Regions from separate parts of the Homo sapiens genome. Here region 2 is linked to region 1. Evidence: chromatin loops called from intact Hi-C (ENCODE). Cell type or tissue: PC-3. All regions are shown on one strand.

The links. Peaks named below come from ENCODE experiments on the same cell type or tissue, not always from the same donor. Only the 100,000 strongest peaks of a DNase experiment are listed, where the experiment ranks them.
Region 2: it touches region 1 in a loop (15-fold over the local background); 4 of 110 quality-filtered maps call a loop at or near these places.

Annotation. Positions count from the first base shown.
Region 1 is chr3:60,944,800-60,952,799 of GRCh38, reverse strand. The region is part of intron 3 of FHIT (fragile histidine triad diadenosine triphosphatase); the gene reads left to right. Among named protein-coding and RNA genes, the nearest start is that of FHIT, 300 kb to the left of the region's middle. In PC-3, a CTCF peak has its summit at 4,111 (motif pointing right); no DNase peak of the experiment used is centred here.
Region 2 is chr3:60,575,139-60,583,138 of GRCh38, reverse strand. The region is part of intron 4 of FHIT (fragile histidine triad diadenosine triphosphatase); the gene reads left to right. Among named protein-coding and RNA genes, the nearest start is that of MIR548BB, 39 kb to the left of the region's middle. In PC-3, a CTCF peak has its summit at 665 (motif pointing left); DNase peaks (open chromatin) are centred at 3,198 and 4,018.

The sequences.
Region 1 (8,000 bases):
TTTTAACAAGATCTGTTTGTACAGACTTTTCCTAGTCTCATTTTCCCATCCTTGATGATAAGAATGAGACTTTCCTTCTGGTATAGCTGGACGTCTTCTATATGGGGGTTTTGTTTCATGTTTTCAGGAAGAAAAAGGGGAGGGTTAGAGAACACTTCTTGCACCTGCTGGGTTTTGTTTTGTATTTTAATGTGCCTTTAGCTCCACATAATCCTTAGGCTAAAGTGGCATATTTCGGGCTGGCATATTCTCCCACTCTTCACTACCCTATGTTTTGGCCATTCAGAGGCAATGTGGCTGCCCTTCTCCTGGAATAGTACTGAGATTCTGCATATGATCCAAAGCCCTAACTCCATTTCAATGAAACTCCATGGATTCCTAGGGACTATTCTTTGATTGTGACTACACAGACACCAGAACAAACGGTTAAAAGATGAATAAATAGGCCAAGTTGTCACTGACTTGTCAAGTTGCCTGTGGTATCCAACAGCTGATTGCACTGCTATGTTTTCTTTCCCCACTATAGTGGTTGGCCGAGATTACAATCTGTGGTCAGTGGATTGATCGACTGATTCGGTGTGGTATAGATAGATAAAAAGTGGAATCTCTTTTTTTTTTTTGGGGGGGGGGTGGGGAGGACGGAGTTTTGCTCTTGTCTCCCAGGCTGGAGTGCAATGGCATGATCTCAGCTCACCAACCTCTGCCTCCCAGGTTTAAGCAATTCTCCTGCCTCAGCCTCCCGAGTAGCTGGGATTACAGGTGCCCGCCACCATGCCCAGCTAATTTTTGTATTTTTAGTAGAGATGGGGTTTCACCATGTTAACCAGGCTGGTCTTGAACTCCTGACCTCAGGTGATCCACTCGCCTTGGCCTCCCAAAGTGCTGGGACTCCAGGCATCAGCCACTGCACCCAGCCAAAAAGTGGAATCCTTTCTGCCCCACTCAAAGAGACCTTTCCCTTTATTTAGGGAAAACAATCCTGCTATAACTATAAATACTAGTTAATGAAGAACAAGGTCTGTCTCTGATGTTTTTTGACCCCCATCTAGATCATTCTCCTTAAATACTCTCACCAGAGTTTTTCTTACATCTTTTAGCCAGATATTAATGCTTAACCCATTTCCCGTTTGCTCCGAGAGCGTTGTGCTGGTAGCAAGCTGCACTTCTTTCTTCTAAATGGTAAGTGGGTTAAGCATATGATAGGGTGATGAAGGTCGTTAGGTGTCAAGAGACCTGCATTCCAGTCCTGGCTTCACCATTAACCAGCTGAGCAATGTTAGGCAGTGTGTTTTACCCTGCTAGGTTTTTCCTCTTCGTTTGCTTGTTACGGTTCCTTTTGGTCATGGGCTGCCTTATTGTTTGGATACTTGGTGCCTTAAGTAGCACCTGACACCATAGTAGATCTTAAGTGTTCCATGACTCGAAAAACAGTAATACTAATAGCTGTAAACAGTTTCTGTTGAAGGGAATGAAAATATTAATAATGTTAAGCAGCTCTAAGAATTTTATTATTGGCATGTCTTCTTTGCCTGTGCTTTTGTTCCTTGGATGATTTGAGACTCCAACTCACAGCCTCTAGATTTCTCTTGAAGAATACAAAAGACCCTTTTTCTTGTATCCAGTATTTTTTTCTTATGATAAAACAGTACATACTATGGTAGAAAATATAAAAGCCACAGATAAGCAAAAAACAAAAACAGAATCTCCTGTGTATCAGGAATGTGTTCAGCTGCAAAATAAAGAAAATCCAACCAATAGTGACTTTCTCCAAGTCTTTAGAGGATAATCTAGAGCTGATGTTTTGGCATTTCTCTTCTACTGTTCTTAGCGTGTTATTTTTTTGTCTTCATGGTCACAATGAAGCTGCTGTTCCTCCAGACGTTATGTTTAGATTGGAAAGATAAAGGATAAATACAAAAAGAGACCTGTTAGATAAATCCGCTCCTTTTAATCAGACAAGAAGAAAAGCCCTACCTAGGCCGGGCATGGTGGCTCACGCCTGTAATCTCAGCACTTTGGAAGGCCGAGGCGGGTGGATCACTTGAGGTCAGGAGTTCGAGACCAGCCTGGCCAACATGGTGAAACCCCATCTGTACTAAAAATAAAAAAAAAAAAATTAGCCAGGTGTGGTGGTGCGTGCCTGTAATCCCAGCTACTTGGGAGACTGAGGCAGGAGAATCACTTGAACCCAGGAGGCGGAGGTTGCAATGAGCCAAGATCGTGCCACTGCAGTCCAGCCTGGGCGACAGAGTCAGACTCCATCTCCACTCCAGCCTGGGTGACAAAGCAAGACTCCGTCTCAAAAAAAAAAAAAGAAAAAAAAGCCCTACCTAGCAGCCTTCTTCTTTAATATTTTATTTTATAGAACAATTCCCAAGTGCAAGGAATGCTGGAGAGAAGAGGTTATGAATGGAAGATGGCTGACCAATGAATGTTTGTCAAACCAATGGTATACAAAGATAACAGCTCTCAATAAATATGATATTACAGTATCTACTGTTTTGCAATGTGTTTCCCCCCTTAATAGTACCACAAATCTTTTTTTGTTATTAAATATTCCACCACTTAATTTTCAATGTCTGCATAGTGTAGTCATGCCTCACTTAATGAAAACTGTGTCATTAGACAATTTCATACTCTTGTGAGCATCACTTTACTGAATACTATAGGCAACTGTAACACAAAGGTAAGTAGTTGCATATCTAAACATAGAAAAGGTAATGCATGCACAATGACTTTATGACAACTACAACGTCACTAAGCAGTAGGAATTTTTTAGCTCCATTATAATCTTATGGGATCGATATCATATATGTGGTCTGTCATTGATCAAAACTTCATTATGTGATGCATGACTGTATTCCACTTTATGGCTATACCATAATTAATTTGAACAGTCTTCTTTTGCTTGGAAATTTAAGATTTCCAAGTTTTACTATTATAAATGATGCAGTGATGAACATCCCTGTAGATAGCTTTTTTTCCAAACTCTTTTGACCTTTTCTTTCATTTTAATTCTGCTTTTTTTAAAAAAGAAATCTGCAAATAACAACGACGTAAATAAATAAGCAGATATTTAGGTACCCACTTTAACCAGAGACCGGGAAGAGGAATTTTTAATAACTGATAACTTACATTATATCTGCAAGATGCAAAATATCTTATTGATTGGGCAAAGCCGGAGAAACAATTAGTAAATTCAGCGACAGGATAGGGAGGAGGGAAGTGACCCGCTTTCTGATTAAATCAATTTAATCAGTTTAGTTAAAATAGATTAATGTCTTTTTCAGGTCTGGTTAAGGGGATCTAGAAGTTTGCAGATATGTTCATTTTCAGAATCCCTCATGCCTAAAAATATACTTTCCCTTGGCGTTGTGTTTCTTTTTGTACAAAGGTTGTCAAATGGGAGTGGGAAGGTGGTACATCTCATAGCTCATCTGTCAGAAAGTATTGCAGGCATAGCAAGGTTGAAAGGCTGGCATCCACGCTAGCTAAAAGCAGAGATTGCAAAGAAGTTTGGCCTCCAGGAGAGTAAAAGGGGAAATGCTGTCACATGCTCCCCTCCTGCCACCATTGGTGTGGTATTTGGTAGGGGGATTACTGACCCCTTCCTTCGCTTGAGAATAGTGGGTCAGCAAGGCAAGAATAGGGCAGAGAGTTCCGGAACTTGCTAAGAACATTACCTCTTGTAATAGGGCTTTAAGTGTCAACGCTTTTTCTACTGTATGCTAGGAGTACTAATTGAGAAGCTGGCCCCTACGCTTCAACTATATACAACTATAAGTTTTTTTTTTTAATGTTGCAAAGTAAGGTTAATTTTTATGGGGAATATTTTATGCCCTGCTTTCTGTTATGTGCCAGACAAATTGAGGGCGATGGAAAACTGATGGGTGATGAAGACAAAAGAGCGGTGTTGACCTTTTGGTAAATCATTCATCATACTGCTTCATCTGTAAGTGGTTTTCAGGTTGCAGCTCATATTTGCTAATCACTACACTTGACTCTCATTTCTGCAGGGGCTGATTGTTTTGTTGTGGATTGCCTTTTCTCTTTTAAAAAAATTTTGGTTATTGTTATAGCTGTTTCATTACTAATACTTCCTCCACCAGAGGGGGCTTGTGAATAGAGTTGGGAATTAATAATTCAGTTTCTGCTGCTCTTCATTCTCCTTAGTAGCTGAGATGGACTTTAAGCAATCCATTCACCTACTCTGTTTTGAGTCTTCTTGTCCCCAGTGGAATTCAATTACAAGATGGCTGTCTTTGACAGTGGCCACAGTCTGGAATAGTTAACTAGTGTTAATGGTCTAGCACCAGGATATTTTTAGTTTTCATGTTGATCAAAGTCCCATTAGGGAAAACTAAAGGGGAAAGCAAGAATAACTTCTTAGTTCAACCCTGGGTCACATACTAGAAATTATGAAATTCATTATAGTAGAAGCATAAATCTGTAGGGACCCAAAATGGATCCAAGGCTGGCATCTGGCAGAATCCACCTTACCAACATTGTAGTTACCTATGGGCTGTTAGGTCCTTTGGGCCTTCTGCCTGACTTGCCAGTGCTTAGAGTTCAGAAGCAAGGTTAATATATAAGACCCCCTTAGGGATGAATGGGCCTGTAAGACCTGCAGGCTAGGAAGGACACCTAGCACCTGGTCTAAGTGAGGACAATTAAGGAAAAGATTTTGCCTCAAGGATGCAGAGAAATTGACTGGAGAATCCACTAGGGAATCTGAGCAATTATAGTGTTGTGCTGAGTAACCCTACAGAGGCTTTATCTTAATTATATATTTTAGGGTTTATTAAACTAGGAACTCTGTCCCCTCTATGGGCTAAAGAGTATTTTGATATTTTGATTGAAATAAAATGGGAACTAGAGACACTAAGAAACAGAAACTAACCAGAAATGCTTTACTTTTCCTTTATTTCCAATCAAATGCAATGTCAAGAAATATCTAGATGTTATCTGGACTTCGCCTATCCCCTGCCTGAAGTTGGAATTCTTCTGTTGAGTAAATAGTCCTTGGGTCCCAGACTGGCATTGTTCACTAGGTTGGTGGGTGCAGATGGACAGTTGTTGCTTGTAACTTTGCAGCCAAACTTCTGAAGACATGATCACAAGACCATTCTGGATGTCTGTGTGTGTGGTTGGGTGGGCATGTGGGTACAGGTTATGACCTTTTCAAAAATAATTTTGTTAAGCCGCAAATTGTAGACTTGTGAATGCAACCAATTAGAATACTTTTACTTCATTTGGGATACCAAAGAACAAATTTCTTTATATTTTTAATAGAAATGCAAACAGCAAGAAATATGATTTCCAAATGACAACAAAATCTTTTAACAGGGAATTTTCAAATGTTACATTTTCCTTTGTTAGATATAGATAGCCAGTCTTTGGAGGGAAGGGACACTTAGATCTTAGAAAACACGCGATAGTCATAGTCTATTAATACCAGATGCTTCTTAGGAGAAGAAATAATTCTTACATGATGGTGATATTTTAAATATTTGAGGGTTTTTTTTAAGGGTCTTCCACAACAATATGGTATAGAATTTAGTCTGAGAGGAGGCTGAAATAAATTAAAATGAATTTTTGGAATCCTGCTTATTGGAAATGCTGATGCTATTGTGCTATTAGATGCTCCTCACCTCTTCCTGCTACAAATGTACAAACTTCCCTAGACTCATACCTGCCCTTGCCCTTTTCCTCAAGACTCAGAGATTAAGAAGAATTTTGTCTTCTGAATGCTTCCTTCACCTTTTACTGTTCTGCCCCATCCAATTTGTTAGCCAGTAGCCACATCTGACTGTTTACATTTAAATTCGTTCAAATCAAAGTAAAAAATTCACATCCTCAGACACACTGGCCTCGTTTCAAGGGCTAAGAAGTACATGTGCCTATTGTCTATCTTATAGGATGGCGTAGATATCAACATTGCCATCATCACAGAAAGTTCTTTTGGATAGCTGCTTGATACTCTTGGCAAACTCTTAAGGAGGCTTCCCCATCACCCTCTCCAGGGGTGTCTGTTTTTTTCTCAGTGTCTGACAGTGGAGTTGGTGTCTTCTGGTATTGTTCATTGTCACTTCTAGACAGTTCCTTTTCTCTTCCTCCGCAGAGGCTTTTAAAGCACATGCCATAAAACTCTTCTACAGCCTACTCCTCTGTATTTATTGAAGACGTTCCCCCCAGCGCCCTGTCTTTATACTCATCATTCTCAGTAAAAACATCCACAGAGAATACTCATACCTGGTCTATCAGGTCCCTGAGTTTCTCACTTGCAAATATCTCTCCCTACCTCATAGTCATACCCCAGGCCAATGGTTCACAATCTAGGAAGTACCACTCTCCTAGGGAGTAATTGCAAATGTAAGGAGTGCTACTGGTATTTAGAGGGCAGAAGTTAAGGATGCTAAATGTCATTCAGTACATGAGACTGTTATGCACGATGAAGAATTGTTTTCCCCAAATGCCAATAGTGCCCTTGTTATGAAATGCCATGCTAACCTTCAAAGTATGTTTCACAGCATCCCACTCTCTGACCACCACTTCCTATCTTTTCAGGGCTGCTGCCTCAGGTGACATTAGCATCTCTACTCCAACAGTTCTTTGATCCTGTGGGGCCTCCAATCTGTTGACTTACAGGATTTATGTACAATCCGTCATCCTCCTGTATCCTCACTTTCCTCCTTGCTCAGCTCAGATGCTATGGTTCTTCTCTTCTTTACATGCACACTGAACTCCTTTGCTCATCTTTCTCTGTCATTCTTATCTGGCAAAACTATGACCCTCATTCAGCTTTCCACCTACTTTGGGCCTGAGTGTGGATGGATGGAGGACACACAACTATGCTGACTGCAGTGGATCCTCTGTTCTACACGGTGATCCTGCATTGTTTACCTAATACTTCTACTTTCTGAGAAAACTATTTTATATCTTCACCTGTACCTCAACTCTCCAATGGCCATCCCCAGCTCTCTCAATCAGTTGATTGTCTCACTTCTTATTTCACTGGAGAAAGAGAAACAATCAGAAGAAACTACCTTATTTTCTCTAGCAAATCTACAAGCCTACCTGTATCCATCCCCACAGTCCCCATCTCCCTTTCTGGTATTCTGCATGAACTGTATAAACCCTGTAATAGGGAGGCTGAGGCGGGTGGATCACTTGATGTCAGGAGTTTGAGACCAGCTTGGCCAACATGGCAAAACCCTGCCTCTACTAAATATACAAAAAATAAGCGGGGCATGGTGATGGATGCCTGTAATCCCAGCTACTCAGGTGGCTGAGGCTGGAGAATCACTCGAACCCAGGAGGCAGAGGTTGCAGTGAGCCAAGATTGTACCACTGCACTCCAGTGTGGGTGACAGAGCGAGACTCTATCAAAGCAAAACAAAAAACCTGTAGTAACTCCCCATCATCCTTAGAATTAAATTCAGGCTTTTTGCTATGACCTCAAGGCTCTTCAAGATTCAGCCCTCTTCTTTTTACCTAGTCTCATACCACTCTCCTTTCTCCCTGCAGTCTGTTGACATTGGTTTTCTTGCTGTTCTTCTCAACATCTTTGTATTTGCTCTTGCTTTTGTTTGGAAATCTTCTCCCCGAGATATTTGTATGCCTTTGCCTCCTGTTGCACTTAGGTGTCTGCTCAAATGTCATCTTCTCAGAGAATCCTCCCTTGATCATCTTGCCTACTGTAGCTTTCCTCCTCCCTCATCATCCTCCATCTCTTTGCCCTGCTTCGTTTTCCTTCACAAGACTTACGACTCCCTGATGTTGTATTATAAATTCATGTTCATCTTTTTATTGTCAGAATATAACTTCCGTGACACTGGAGAGTTGACTATCTTATGACTTCTGTATCCTTAGTGCCTAGAACAGTGTTTAACACTCACTGTTTATTGATGAAGTATTTAACATATATTTGATAAATTAATGTTTCATCAATAAAGTGTGCTGACTACTATGGCAAAGACTCTTAATTTGGCATGCCTCTA
Region 2 (8,000 bases), 370 kb after region 1:
CCTTTCAGTTTCTTTCATTACCTAATGCTGTGTAAAGAGAGTTTTTTCCTCCTGTTTTCTTGTGTTGACATGTTCTGATTTAGACGCTTGTCTTACGCATAGGGACCATGTTGCTTCTCACTCAAGCAGTAAAGCGGTATCATTGGTGATTGCAAGGGCTGGTTTTGAAGTCAGGCAGATAGGGTTCAAGTCCTAGCTCAGCTACTTTTTTGATATGTGGTATTGGACACATTTCTTTGAACACTTCTCAGCTTTAGTTTTCTTACCTATAAAATATAGATTTGTTCTGAGAATCAAGTAGGATATTTAAATTGCTTAGTACAGGATCTGACACACAGTAAACCTATAATAAATGCTACTTTCTATTTGTTGTTGTTATGTTTGTACACCCCAGGGTCTTCCATATGTGGATGTGTTTATCTTTTGGGTTAAGCTTTTATCCTTTTAGTTTTAGCAGACAGAAATAAACCTTTAATTTGGCAGTATCTTCACATAGAATACACATTTTTTTTTATCCCAAATACTCCATCTCCCAGAAATTGTCTTGAAATGAAACCCATGTGAATGCCACAGTCTTAGTCAATATTTTAAACTTTGGTCTGTTAAGAAGGTTGTATCCGCATTCATTTCTTCCCAAGAGGAGACTGCCCTCCAGTGGAAATAATTCTGGTAAGGGGAGAAAATGATTTTCGTAGTTCAGACTATCTACAAATGTTTTATAAAATTTTCTGTTAAAATAGACTTACTTATGAAATTTAAGCTTAACTTCAAGGGAGAAAGTCTTTGCTGCTCTCTGAATGCCACCAGTCTGCTCTGACGAGGGCATTCATCAATTAGACATTCATGCCTTTAATGACTAGTCGCCCCCCACATGGGACAGGTATGCCTATATTCAAATGATTCTCAACCTTGGTTATACATTTAAAAACTAAGAAGCTTAAAAATATCCTGATGTCTCGGTTGCACCCCAGTCCAAATAAATCAGAATCTCTAGGGGATCTAGGCATCAGTATTTTTTAAGTCCCCTCTACACACTTGATTCCAAAGTGCAGCCTCCAGCCAAGGTTGAGAATCACTGCTTCAGACCCTTAGGTTTTGAAGCACACTTTTGTTTTTTTAAACAAAGTAAAGCAAAAATCCTGCCCTCACATTGCAATGGTGTTTGCTCTTCTTAAGTGTGCATCGGTGCAGCATCCACTGTCACCTGCTTATATTGAAATCTCATCTCCAGGGAAATTTACTGATCCAATCTTATTTCATTTGCTTGCTAATAAAGAACTTTTAGGTAGTAAAAGAGTATGATGAAAAAAGAATCTTTGATACTTCTCCCACTGTAAATCCCACTGATGGATTCTGTTTGGGACCAATAATCACTTGGACTTTGATAACCTCATCACTAAACTCTGCAGAAACATTTGAGTTTACCTGTCAAAAATGCATTTACATAGGATGAATTTATAAAAGAATATTTTTATATATTTACTCTTAGCCTTATGCATATACATGTTGCTTTTATTAGCCTACTGTTCTTTGTGTTTAGTTCATTATAGATATGAATCTAATGTTTTACTTAATAGGAATCACTATGGTTTTACCGAGATTGAGACAGTGGAAGGATAATTAATTTTGTTATCTGTAAAACAAAAATATTACCTACCTCCTAGAGTTCTTAAGAAAAGTAGAGGAGATAATATGTACAAAACAGCCTAGTGGCTGGCACTAAGTAAGCAGTCTAATGTTGTTACAGTATCAAGACAGCATATGATAGAGGTCAAGAGCAAGGTACTAGAATTAAGTTCTCTAGGTTCATCTCTCATCTAGACTACTTGTCAGCTCTGTGATGTTAGACAAATTACTTACCCTCTTTAAATCTCCATTTTCTTACCTGAAAACTTCTAACTACCTTTTGTGGGGGAGGATGAGAATTACGTATTTAATGTGCTTGTCAGTATTCTTGGCATATGTAAGCACCTTTTCACATACATAAAGTAGAAATAATGTGTGTGCGAGTGAGCAAGAGAGAATGAGAGGTTGAGATTCCATATTCATTCAGAGCTGCAAGGGACTTTGCCTTGCTTCTTGTGTACTCTCTAACTCCGCAGCATCAGCACCACCTGGAATCCTATTAGAACTATGCAATCTCAGCCACCGCCCCAGACTTAATCAGAATCTGCATTTTAAAAGCTTCCTGGTGATAGATGCACATTTGAGCAGCCCTGTTCTAATCTACAATTGCCAAGTACAGGACAAAATTGCTACCACTTCGCTGTCATACACCCTTGGCAGGCATCACTCATCAATCATGGCACTCCATCCCACCAGCGTCCTGCCTAATTACTCCAGACAGCCTCAACTAATTGATAGGAATTGTCATGAGAGGTGAAACCTGTAATGGAAGAAACTTTTGTAAGGAAGAAGTGACTTACCTGAGTGACAAAGGCAGTGCATTGCCAAGACAGTACTCAAACTTGGGATTTTTAATCCCCAGTTCAGTGATGCTGTACATTATTTTATATTGCCTTCAAATTCCATTCAGCAGCACACAACTATTGTATAGCTGGCTTTGTGCTACAACCAGAAGGTGCAAAAAGGAAATTAATATTAACCATACAGATAAAATGAGATGAAATATTAAAATGGAAGTTGAAATAGGTTTAAATCAGCTAAAGATGTTACTGGGATTAAAACTCAAAGTCTAGTAGTAATTCCTATCATCATAATTTAGGTATTGTGATTTTAAAAAATCAGGGATGATTGAAAAAGAGATTATTCATTAATTTCACTGAACTCCAAAATTTGTTTAAATTTTTTGTTCACTTAAGCATTTTTTCTTTAACAGGGCATGTAGTACTTGGGAGTGAAGTTGTCATTAACGTGACCACTGAATCCATTAGACAACATTCCACAAAAACTAATTTTGAATAGGACACAAATTGTAGACATTTATACACTGTATTTGCCTCTTTCTATAGGTTTTGCTTGAAATTTTAAATTTTAGAGTTGGAACGAGCCTCAGGATAGCATATGATACAGTTTTTGTCTCTTGGGAAGGGAGAAGGAATTTTATTCATCACCAATGAGAGATGTGCAGACATGAAAAACACCATCCTAGTATCTCTGAAATTTATCTTAAGCATCACGTCTGCTATTGCACGGAGGCTGCTAGACATTTTCTGACTCATTACTCAAATGACTCATGCTCCATTTAGTGTGGTGGGAATACATGGAGAAGTGGCCAGATCCAACTGAGTAAGTAAGCAACTGGCCAGAGTTCCCTGCATTTTGTTACCTGGGCTGTTAATTTGCTAGAAACCTCGAGACATTAACGTTCCTCTGAAGTATCTGCTGACATAGAAAGCCTCTTTCTCCACTCAGGAGAATATGCCAACATTTTCCCTTCTCAAATTGAAACAGGAGATTTCCAATTGTAACATCTCAAATTTATCTCAAACTGTAGTAATAGTTTAGCTAATGTAAGACAGACTGTAATTTATAAGCATGTATATATTTATATGTGTGTGTATATATAGGTATATATGTGTATATGTATAGACATGTGTTTATATATTCACATAGTGTTATTTTAACCATACTCATGTTAAGCATTATAGTTTGTCAACATACATATTAACTTGCCAGGGCACTAACTAAGTCAACATACACTTTATTTTTATGATCAAGAAATGTTCACATACAGTCATGCACCACATAATGACATTTTGATCAGTGGTAGAGTACACATACAACTGAGGTTTCATAAGATTATAATATATTTTTACTGTACCTTTTCTATATTTAGATACACAAATATACTTGTGTTACAGTTATCTACAGTATTCAGTATGTTAACATGCAGTAAAGAATTGTTGCCTAAAAGCAATAGGTTACAGCATATAGCATATAGCGTATAGCCTATGTGTATAGTGGGCTATACCTATCTAGGTTTGTGTAAGTGCACTCTTATGATGTTTGTGCTATGACAAAATTGCCTAATGATGCATTTCTCAGAACTTCTCATTGTTAAGCAATGCATGACTGTACAGGTATGCTTGCTCCTCTACTACTTACAAGTGATGGGTGAAAGGACAATTTGCAGGTGCATGGAAACCAGAACCAAGGAGCTATAACAGCATTTCTTGAGATAACATTGAAGATCAGATTGTAAAATTCCCTTTTTCTTGTGAGTGTTTACTTTCTTTGCCTGTAATTAATGTCCAAAGACATGGTATATAAAAGAAGACATCTAGAAAATGTTTCCTAGGAATTAGCTATCTGTAATAGTAAAAGAATAAAATTGGGAAATGTACCTATATAAATATAGGCACATATACACTAATTTTTGTGGCTTTCTTTAGCTGTGGTGGTGAATACTCCCTTCAAAAATGTTTCATTTATTTTAGAATATTAACATTAGGATCAGCAATACCCATTTTCTCCTTAGAGATGGCTATTTTGTTTTATGTGAACGTTTGAACTTGTTTTCTTTTAAATTATTCTTTAAATGTCCTCCTCATGACAAAACCTTGTGCCACATATGATATAAGCTGAATTGGTTAATTTCTAGCAAATGAAAATATGCAGGTACTTTATAAGAATAAGATCTTGTTTCCCATGATAAACTATAGGTTGAATAACCAAAGGCAGATGATGTGAATATTTATCGTGTGTGTGTGTGTGTGTGTGTGTGTGTGTGTGTGTTTTGTAGATGGAGTCATGCTCTTTCGCCCAGGCCAGAGTGCAGTGGTGAGATCTCGGCTCACTGCAACCTCTGCCTCCCAGGTTCAAGTGATTCTCCTGCGTCAGCCTCCTGAGTAGCTGGGACTACAAGTGCACACCACCATACTCAGCTAATTTTTGTATTTTTAGTAGAGACAGGGATTCACCATGTTGGCCAGGATGGTCTCAATATCTTGACCTTGTGATCCACCCACCTCGGCCTCCCAAAGTGCTGGGATTACAGGTGTGAGCCACCACACTGGGCACTAAAGTGTGCACTTTTAAAAGATTGTAGTTCTCCATCCCTTTCTGTATTTAAATGTCTGTTCCTTGTGCTGTGGTTTAGAAACAGATTTCGGAAGACAAGTTGATGATTTTTAATCATGTTATCCCTTTGGTACATGATGCTGGGCTGGAGCTACACAAAGTGAGTGAAACACACTTAGTCTTAGGGCTTTAGGAACTTAAAGTGATCCCTTAGCCTTTTGAAGAGCGTGCTATGAAATTTGAGTCACCTGGAATTGTCTAAGCAACTTAATTATTGTTAGCTAATATTAGAAAAGGGGAAGCAGAAGATTGAAGTTTGTTTTTGTAACAGCCAATGAGGCATCTAATGATTCAAATGTCGCTCTTAAAGCTAACTTCCTTAAGACAGAGCATCTCATTTTCATAAATGTCCTGAGGCAGCCGAACGGTTGTATATATTCATTTAATAGAAATAAAAAAGACTTCCAACCAAATTTCAGTAATCAGGAAAGCCTCTTAGCACTGATGTCTTCTCAGTGTGCAAACAATTTTTTAAGAATACCCTGAGGTGAACTCTGCAACCTTTTTCTTACAAAATATACACTTTTGGGATTATTTGAAAGTGGACTCTGCCATCAAATTAAATGAACCATTGACTACGTTTTCGTTAAGAGGTCTATTACCAGCTTCCTTATTTAGTGTACTTTTATTAAAATACTATTGCACTTTACATCTGAATCCTCATAATTCAGATATTTAATGGACAGTCATAGGGTATTAAATTGTCCCTGTTATTTTTGACCCAAAAGAGAGCATGGGGCACCTAATGTAAGGGGCTAAATTAAGGAGAGAGGAATCTGGTTAGCTTCTAGACATTTGGAAAGCCTATGTTCTTGGTCCCTCAAATTGCTGCTGAAAGGCAGCTTCAGAATTTGGTATGTGAGAGCTTGTTCCCTGAACTAGCTCAGTGTTAATTTGGGAGGGCCAGAACCATGTAGTACCAAACCTCATGTTTATGATAGGTTAAAACCAAAAAGGTACCTGTTGATCAATGAGGGGTGTTATATTTTTAATCAGTGTCCTCCTTTTTATTTATTTGAAAAACAGCATACAATTTTTTTCCATAATTAGATCTCTATTTTAAGGTGATGATCGACAAGTTGAATATTGAATTATCTATATCACTGGATGAGACCTGTGTGTGTGTGTGTGTGTGTGTGTGTGTGTATGCAAATGGATGCAAATATGTAATTAGACCCAGAAGCTATGGGAAATGAGAAGCATGTGGATTTTCAAACTTTCCAAAGTGCCTAGTAAAATGTATATTAATAAAGTGGGCTTTAGGGGGATAGGTTTTCATCCACCACCCTGTCTGTTACATGGAAAGCACTTTTCCCATTACTTTTCTATTTTAAATCTATTCCCCTGCCCCGGCTGATTGTACCTTTCTGAAATGTGCCAGGCAGAGAATCTCACATCTCCTTTTAGCTTGGAAATAATAACATCTTCACATTTTCACGGTCTGTTCTGAAATAGGAACTTTTCATTTATGCTTCACTCCCAATTGAAATAAATTGATTAACGTCATGGAATTGTGTTTCACCACAGACCTTTCGAAACAAAAAGTTGCTTTTCTGATGTGGTAAGGGAACGGATTGTCCCAGATTTTTTTATGCTCCAAGGACTCGGGGCAAAGAAACTGTTTTATCATTACGTGTTATTGAATCCTAAAGAATTTTCAGGTTGCATTTCTTTCCTTTTGCTTGTGTTTTTCCCTGGAGCATTTGCAGACACCATACCCTTGGTGTTTATTAAACTCAGAGCTCTCTCTGGGACCCCTCTTCTGTGCTTCCTGACGTTTCTCTCATATTTTCCACCTCCTTATCTTTTTGTCCTAGGAAATGTTTGGTGCCTTGCCTTCCATTTCTTGTATTTTTTAAAAAAATTTTACCAATCATATTCTTAATTTCCAATGACGCTCTTGCCTCTTAAACTGATTTTTTCCTTTTTTATACAGCCTTGTGTTGGGTAATCTTTGTTTTGCCTGAGGTTCAACTTCTACCCGTCTCTGTCTTGCGTCTCCTGGACTTCCTCCCTGGTGTTTGCTCAATGGGAGGCATTAGTGTAAGTTTACAGGGTGTGAAGAGAAGGAGGTGAGTATACTCATTCCCTCCTTTATTTGCCAGACGATAGTAACTGTGTCCTTCTGCAACTACATCTCCCACCAGTCATCTTGGCCTCCGTGACTGTGGCTGCCAGTGGCTTTGAGTAATGCTGTTTTGCCCTTGTCCTTTCAGCAGTTGTGGTAGTCATGGCTTCCTCCCGTTGCTAGTCTTTGGTGTCCCGGCATCCCTCATTGTTCCTTTGCACTGCTCATACTTTCATTCACAACTCTTCATGTGAACCGTAAGGCATAAAATTCTATTTTCTGATGAACAAACAACCTGTTCTTAACTTATAGGAGCAGTATGTTCTTGCATCTCTCCAAGAACTGGAACTTATGTTTGTAAGTTCTCTTCTGACCTGTGAATTCTGTCTCCGATGCCAGTTGCTCTCTATAAACTTTATTCCTTACATTTTATACTGTGGTCTTCTTAATTCTTTCATTCTTTTAAATGAAAATCTTATTTGATTAAAATAACTATTAAGGGTTTCCTCTGCTATTGTGTAAGCCTGTTTCTACAGTTTCCATTGGGTCTCCCTTCCATGAGTTCCAGTCCACTACAGTCCTTCTGGACATTCCAACCAGGTAAATATTCTTTGTGTACCCATCTCTAATGTTTAGACAAAAGAAAAAAATGGAATTGTTTGTTTGATACTAAAAGTCTTCCAGTATCTGGAGCTCAGCTTACATTTCTAATTCCTTAATCTCAGCACACTTTGGAACTAGACATCCCTTCCGACATACCTTTCTCAGCCCTGTTTTTGCACCTGTGTCTATTTGATACCTACTCATGTTTCTTACTAGCTTGCTATCAACCTACTCAGCCAAGTCCAACAGTCGCTTTCTTTTTCCTTTTTATTCTGACCCTTATTAC